Regions from separate parts of the Homo sapiens genome. Here region 1 is linked to region 2. Evidence: chromatin contacts called from ENCODE Hi-C or POLR2A ChIA-PET data. All regions are on one chromosome and are shown on one strand. Each heading gives the region's core, a stretch centred on a gene start or an enhancer-like site at or near the end of the contact. The rest is flanking DNA. Distances are from core to core; before and after follow the strand shown. Region 1 overlaps LINC00299 (long intergenic non-protein coding RNA 299). Region 2 overlaps LINC00299 (long intergenic non-protein coding RNA 299).

Region 1 (3,279 bases), core at 475-2,974, 35 kb before region 2:
ATTGCACAGTCAGCTCCTTGGGCTTTGTTTATCTAAAGAGAAGGAAGCTGATCAGTAAAGAGGAAGAGCACACACCGAAGCTCCTAGTGCTGGTGATGAATCCAGACCCCACGCAGAAACCGCTGAGTGTGCAATGTGCCTCTGTTTCCTGCTGCATAAGAAGGGATGATGATAGTACTGACTTCATGGATTTGTTGGGAGAATTTAAGGAGATGAAACCTGCGAGGCACCTAGGACAGCACCTGACACTTAGGTTTACTCCAGTAATATGGGCGCACCTTACAACTATGGCCTTCGCCATTCCAGGGGCCTGCATCAGGAGCCACACTCCAGCACCCACCCCCACAGGTGAGGGGACTCCGCCCAAATGCTCACCACTCACTTCAGAAGCAAACTCAGGAAGAAATCCAAACCCCACCCACAACCGTGGTGATTTTTAAAGGTTCCATACCTTGTTTGAAAAGCTAATATTGTTTTATGAGAATAAAAATGATTAATGTTGGAGAATGGATAAAAATAATAACTCCTATGATGGTGAAATTTGAAAACACCTATGTCTATGTACTTAAGAAAAGCATTTATAGTACAATTAAAATATATTCAATATATGTATTTGTATATATCGTTAAATAGAATTTATAAGAAGCCATTGGTTTGGACTAAGATCCTGCACTAGGCCCAACAGAATAAACCAAAATGGAGATACTGCTAGTCAAGTTCCATGCCACCAAGCTGAAACTAAGCAGTTGATCTGACCTCCTGAGAAATCAGGAGAGAGAGAAAGATAATAGCCAAATCCGCAAACAGGCCAGTTTCAGCTGGCGGGGTGAGGAAGTCCCCCTGTTTCAACCCTGCAAAGAACATCTCTGCTTTTGATTGGCTATGCCTGACTTCTTCAGCCCTTTCCTGTCTATAAAACCAACCTCCCCAGCTCAGCTCATCAGAACACTCACTCTACTTTATAGAATGAGATGGTATCCAATTCTAGAATCACAAATAAGAGCCAATCCAGATCTTTAAACTAAATCTGTCACGATTTTGTCTTTTGACAGCAACACACACACACACACACACACACACAATATCTTCACATTCACACACACATACACGCACACACACAATGTCTTCACATTCACACACACACACACGCACACACACAAAGTCTTCACATTCTCAACCTTGGGTCCTCTCGTGCTTTCTATTGTCTTTTGCATTGGGGGAAGGTTTTCAATAACGTCAAATTTTATAACTTAAAATAAAAAAGTTTCTCCAAGGTTAGGCAAACACATTGCTATTTGGTTATGAACTTTGGTTGTTTCTCCCTGAAAAAATTTCCAGTCTTGCTCAATTTCCAAAAAAAAGAGTTTGGACTCTTACCTAAGCCATGTTTGTCCAAAGAGGTCAGTATCAAGCCTACATGACTTTTTGATCCAGAAAATAGTAGTCATGTTTTGGTCATTCTGAGATAGTCATGGAAAATTACAACACAGATGTTCATACGGGATCTTCCTTCTATTGCCCAGTGCCCCGTGAAGCCCTTGAACAAAACCAGAAGAAAGTGAAAAATAAACAGCCTTATACGGTAAATGAAAAAATAAGGTAACTTTGTGGTAGTGTCGCTAGGCTGAGGGCAGAGAGGGGAGGAGAGCAGTGAGCAGGGGCCTGAAGCCCACAGGCCTGGCCAGAGCACAGCAGAGGAGAATGTAGCCAAGTGTGTACAAGCAGATTCCAGCCAGGCTGCAGTGAGTGTGCGAGCTGGCTCAGCCATTGACTAGCTGTGGGCTGGGAGAAAATTTCTTCACTCCTTTCTGCCTCAGTCCCTTCATCTGTAAAGTAGGAATAAAAATAGTAACACTCGTATAGTGTTGCTGTTAAATACTTCATCTATATCAAGAGCTTAGAACAGTGCCTGGCACAAAATGTGTTTCATACATTTTGCAAATAAAATAAAATAAAAGGGCTCAAAGGAATTGTTTCCAACACTTTTGATGTTAAGATGCAAAAGCTAATATAGTATAATGGTGGTTGCTAGGGTCTGGGGAGAGGAGGAAATGGAGAGTGGCTACTTAGTGGGTACACGGTTTCCTTTTGGGGTGATGAAAATCTCTTGGAACTAGAGACAGCTGGTGGTTGCATAACATTGTGAATGCATTAGATGCCACTGAATTATATGTTTTAAAATGGTTAATGCACATTTTAAAATGGTTAATGACTAATTTTAAGTTATGTGAATTTTGCCTTAATTTTTTGAAAGACAGAGAAAGAAGAAAGAGAAAGAGATGGAGGGAGGGAGAGAGGGAAGAAAGCTATCACTAGTGGTGGGCTTAAATGGCCCTAGAAAATCACGGCTTTTGAGAGGAATCCCAACCCTCAAGGTTGACCTCAACTGGCTCTCGGGTCAAGGCCATGGCCATCTTTTTTGTTCTTATCACATTCATTGATTCTAATTGAGCCTATAGGTATATATTGAGGACTCTCTATGCATCCATTCCTAGCCTACAAGGACTTAGAATGTGAAAATAAATTAAAGTGATTATTAGCCAGTTTGGGAGTGAGGAGGAGCTATGTAGAAAAGTATCATATCTATCAAAAGATATCTATCATACAGTGTAGGGAAGGTCATGATTGAGCTGCCACAGGCTACAATGGAGGTTACACCCAACTCTAAGACAAGGAATCAGGAAAGACAGGTCCTAATAAGTCTTGAGATTTGGTAGAAAGACATGAGACTGAAAAGGTATTTCCTAAAGGGATTTCCAATAGACATGATCACCAAAATTATGTAAATTGAAAAAGATGCCTTTTAGAATATTTAAATTATTTTATCATTGCTGAATTATATTCCACTTTTAAATGGGCTTAAGCCATTCATGGAAAAAGAAAACTAGAGCATGAAAAAGATCAGAAAGAGGGAGGAAGGGGAAAGAAGAGAAGGAAAAAGAATAATTTAATGACTTTGCTCTAATACCATGCACGGAAGGGTCACCAAGCAAAGAAATACGGGAATGACTCTGTTATAAACATAAATGAGATAAACAGTGATAGAAAACTCAACTTTAAGAATTTAACCAAGTAGTATCTCCAAGTTAGTTAATGGCAAAGACATTAAGATTTCATGTGTGTGTCAATGAATTTGACTTTGACTCACATAATGATGTCCCTCCAAAATGTGTTTTCTTCTCCTTCCATTTTACAACTGTGTAAGTTCTAGAAAGTATTTTTCCCAAAGCAACAAAGCCAGCAGGGTAACAGAGAGTCTAGAAATGAAGCCACAACAAG
Region 2 (3,211 bases), core at 378-2,877:
ACCGTGAGTGGGAGAATGCCCCTGGCCCACCTGAAGTTGCTCTTCAGCAGAGCCTCCGGAGCCTGGCTGCTGGGGCTGGGGAGGCCCTGACTACCCACCACGTGGTGCAGGAAAGGCCTAGAGGCTGCAGCATGGGAGAACTTCCCACACAGGCAACACGCCGTCCCCTCTTCTCTCTTGCACAGTTCCTGCTTTACCAAGACCATCCTAGAAGGCAGTGGGATGAGGACAGGAGACCAGCACAAACAGCAAAGGGAAGGACAAGGACCCGGATATGGGTGACGCTGCAGAAACGGAGACGGAGCAGAGGCCAAGCGTATTGTGGGGAAGCATAAACTACCTAGCCTGTGTTCTGCTGTTGATGTGTTGTGTGCTGCCAGGCAAGTTGTTTAATTTTATATCCTCAGTTTCCCCATCAGTGGCATGACAGGGACGACTCTCAGATCCAATATAGCTCTGGCAGTGCAGGACCTTGAGGCCTCAAGTAAGATAACGTGAATCACATGTGGGGTGGATGGGGTGGGATAGTCTCATTTCATGGCAAAGAGATGTTTTGAAGGATGCTGACATTGTGGTGTTAATGAAGGATGCCACTGGCATTGTGTAAAGACACAGAACCAGGAGGGGCAGGGTTCAGGGAGGAATTTAATATGAAACTTGAACCCAGACATAGTCTCAAGCATAAATAGAAATTTAATAGTGAAAAATGTGGCTTTCCAAATCAACGGAAAATAATTCTTCAGTAAATGATGTCAGACAAGTATTTGGGAAATGGGAGAGGAAGTCAAGATCTTTAGCCCCTTTCTTATGCCAGCATTTTTCTAGCAGGATCACAGATTAAAACATAAAAATCATAAAACAAAAGAAACACACTAGAAGAAAATGTGAGTGATATTTTATAACCTTTAGGCACAGAAAGACTTTCTAAAAATGCCTGAATAATAAGATGCACACATAAAGGAAGAATGACATATTTAGCTTCAAATACAGGTTTTATGTATATAAATATGTTTACACAACAGTAAAACAACAAACATTTTAAGACAAATGGCAAAGTAGAAAAAGTGTTTTCAAGGCATATGCTAACAAAGAATTGATGTCTGCGCTATACAAAGACCAAGGCTTTCACATCAGACAGTTCCAGAGGTTCGAGAAAGAGGAAGCCTAGAAAGACAGAAACTTTTAGACACTGTCTGCTCTATTCTAGCCAAACACCACAGAAAAAATGGGGTCCCACCCCTACTCACAACAGCAAAGGCCAAGAGTAGGCTCTAGACTGGCACCCTTTCCAGGCTGTGACCAAGCACCTACAAACCCTGACTGGGGTTGTCTTGAGGAGGAGAGTAGGGACTTTCATCCTGCCAGGTGGTAATGAGCTCTGTGCACCCTACCTCAACTCCCTCAGCATCAGTGGAGACCACATGGGGAGCCAGGACTTCCACCCCCACCCCACCATAACTGGGTGCGTCTCCCCTTTCCCACCGGGGGTTGGATCAACGTTGGCCTAGAGATGAATCAGAAATCTTAGCAATGCCCAGTGGTTAAAAAGCCATCCATGCTTGACATCAGTGGAGGCCACATGAGGAGCAGTCATGAAGCACTCCCATCCCAGGTGGCATCAGGGCGGCTTGCTGGACAGCCAGAAAGTCCACCCACACTCTCGGGAGGGGAAAGCCCCTCCCTCATGCATGTGTCACTGGAGGCTGAGTGGGGATCCTTGACTTCTATTCCTCCCTTGCCAGGAATGAGATGGTGCCACCCTCCACCTCTTTTCCTGGAGGAGTATGTTAGAGGAAGCCAGATAAAATAGAAGATTTAGAGAAGATCCAGAACCTCATGCCATAATATTCCAAATGTCCAGGTTTTCATCAGAAATGACTCATCATACTAAGAAGCAGGAAGATTTCAAACTGAGTGAGAAAAAAAGTCAATAGACTCCAACAGAAAAATTAGAATTATCTGACAAAGATTTTATAGCAGCCGTTATAAAAACAACTTAAAAAGCAGTTATGAGCATGCTTGGAACAAATTAAAAATAGAAAGCCTCAGCAAACACACAGAAGACATAAAAAGGAACCTAATGAAAATGCTTGAACTAAAAAATACAATAACAACCAAATAAAAGTCAGTGGATTTTCTCAACTGCAGAATAGAGGGAAAATAGAAAAAAAAAATCAGTGAACTTGAAGGTAGAAAAATAGAAACTACACAATCTGAACAAGAGAGCAAATAGACCGAAAATTGAAAAATGAACATACCTTCTGGGACCTAAGTGACTATAACATAAGATCTAGCACTCCCAATATCAACATCCCAGGGTGAAGCAGCAGTGTGGAGCTGAAAAAGTACTTGAAGAAATAAAGGCAAAAACACTCAAATTTGGCAAAAGAGACAAACCTGTATATCAAGTTAGCTGAGCAAACCCCAAATGGAATAAATGCAAACAAAAATCCAAAGACACATCACAATCTAACTTCTGAAAACCACAGTCGAAGAAAGATCTTAAAAACAACAAGATACAAAGTACACCTCACCTACAGGAGAAAAACAATATGAATGACAGCAATTTCTATCTGTCTCTCCTTTTTTTTTTTTTTTTAAAGAAAAGGACAGCTAAGAGAGGTGATACAACATTTTTAAGTTCTGGGAAAAAAATGTAAACACAGAATTCTATATACAGCAAAAACATTCCTAAGAAAGGAGTGGGACGTTAGAACATTGTAGATTTAAATTTAAAAAAAAAAAGACGACGAAGAAGAGAACTTGTCAGGAAAACTATCATAAAAGAATGGCCAAAGGAAGTTCTCAAATGGAAAGGAAATGATAGAAGAATGAATCTTGTATCATCAGGAAGAATGCAGGAAGAGTAGAAATATGGGTAAATACATTTGTCTTCTCCTCTTGAGTTTCTTCAATCATGTTTGATAATTGAAACAAAATATATACGTATAAAAAATGTTTGATGCCGTTCTAAATTTATGTGGAAGAAATATTTAAGGCAATTATATTATTATAGGGAATAGTAAAGAGATGTAAAGGAAGATAAGATTTCTTCACTTCACTCAAACTGGTAAAATCCTGGCACTTGATATAGACATATGTAAACAAATATAAATGATTGTTAGAACAAGCAGATAGAATATCAGCAAGGATGTAGATGAACTCAACAAAGTCACCAACTAACAGAATCTAGTTGACACTTCAAAAACAC

Evidence for each region. Hi-C counts contacts between places; a loop is a spot of excess contacts on that map. ChIA-PET counts read pairs that join two places held with the same protein, here RNA polymerase II (POLR2A). Pooled maps may share reads with other maps.
Region 1: a loop to region 2 is called in a pooled map, with 2.1 times the contacts of the local background. The contact joins two enhancer-like sites. A Hi-C loop is called at or near these places in 3 of 168 maps with a recorded cell type or tissue (ascending aorta, endothelial cell of hepatic sinusoid and heart left ventricle) and 3 of 50 pooled maps. POLR2A ChIA-PET finds 5 or more read pairs at or near these places in 6 of 52 experiments (GM12878, HepG2, Panc1 and 3 more).

The regions. Positions count from the first base shown.
Region 1 is chr2:8,137,903-8,141,181 of GRCh38, forward strand. The region is part of intron 7 of LINC00299 (long intergenic non-protein coding RNA 299); the gene reads right to left. Among named protein-coding and RNA genes, the nearest start is that of LINC00298, 160 kb to the left of the region's middle. Within about 2 kb of position 1,725, at least 11 of the 41 ENCODE cell types and tissues checked have a DNase peak (open chromatin) inside an H3K27ac peak, as active enhancers do; they include ascending aorta, where a contact is called at or near this core.
Region 2 is chr2:8,173,197-8,176,407 of GRCh38, forward strand. All of the region lies in intron 7 of LINC00299 (long intergenic non-protein coding RNA 299), which reads right to left. Among named protein-coding and RNA genes, the nearest start is that of LINC00299, 150 kb to the right of the region's middle. Within about 2 kb of position 1,628, at least 5 of the 41 ENCODE cell types and tissues checked have a DNase peak (open chromatin) inside an H3K27ac peak, as active enhancers do; they include ascending aorta, where a contact is called at or near this core.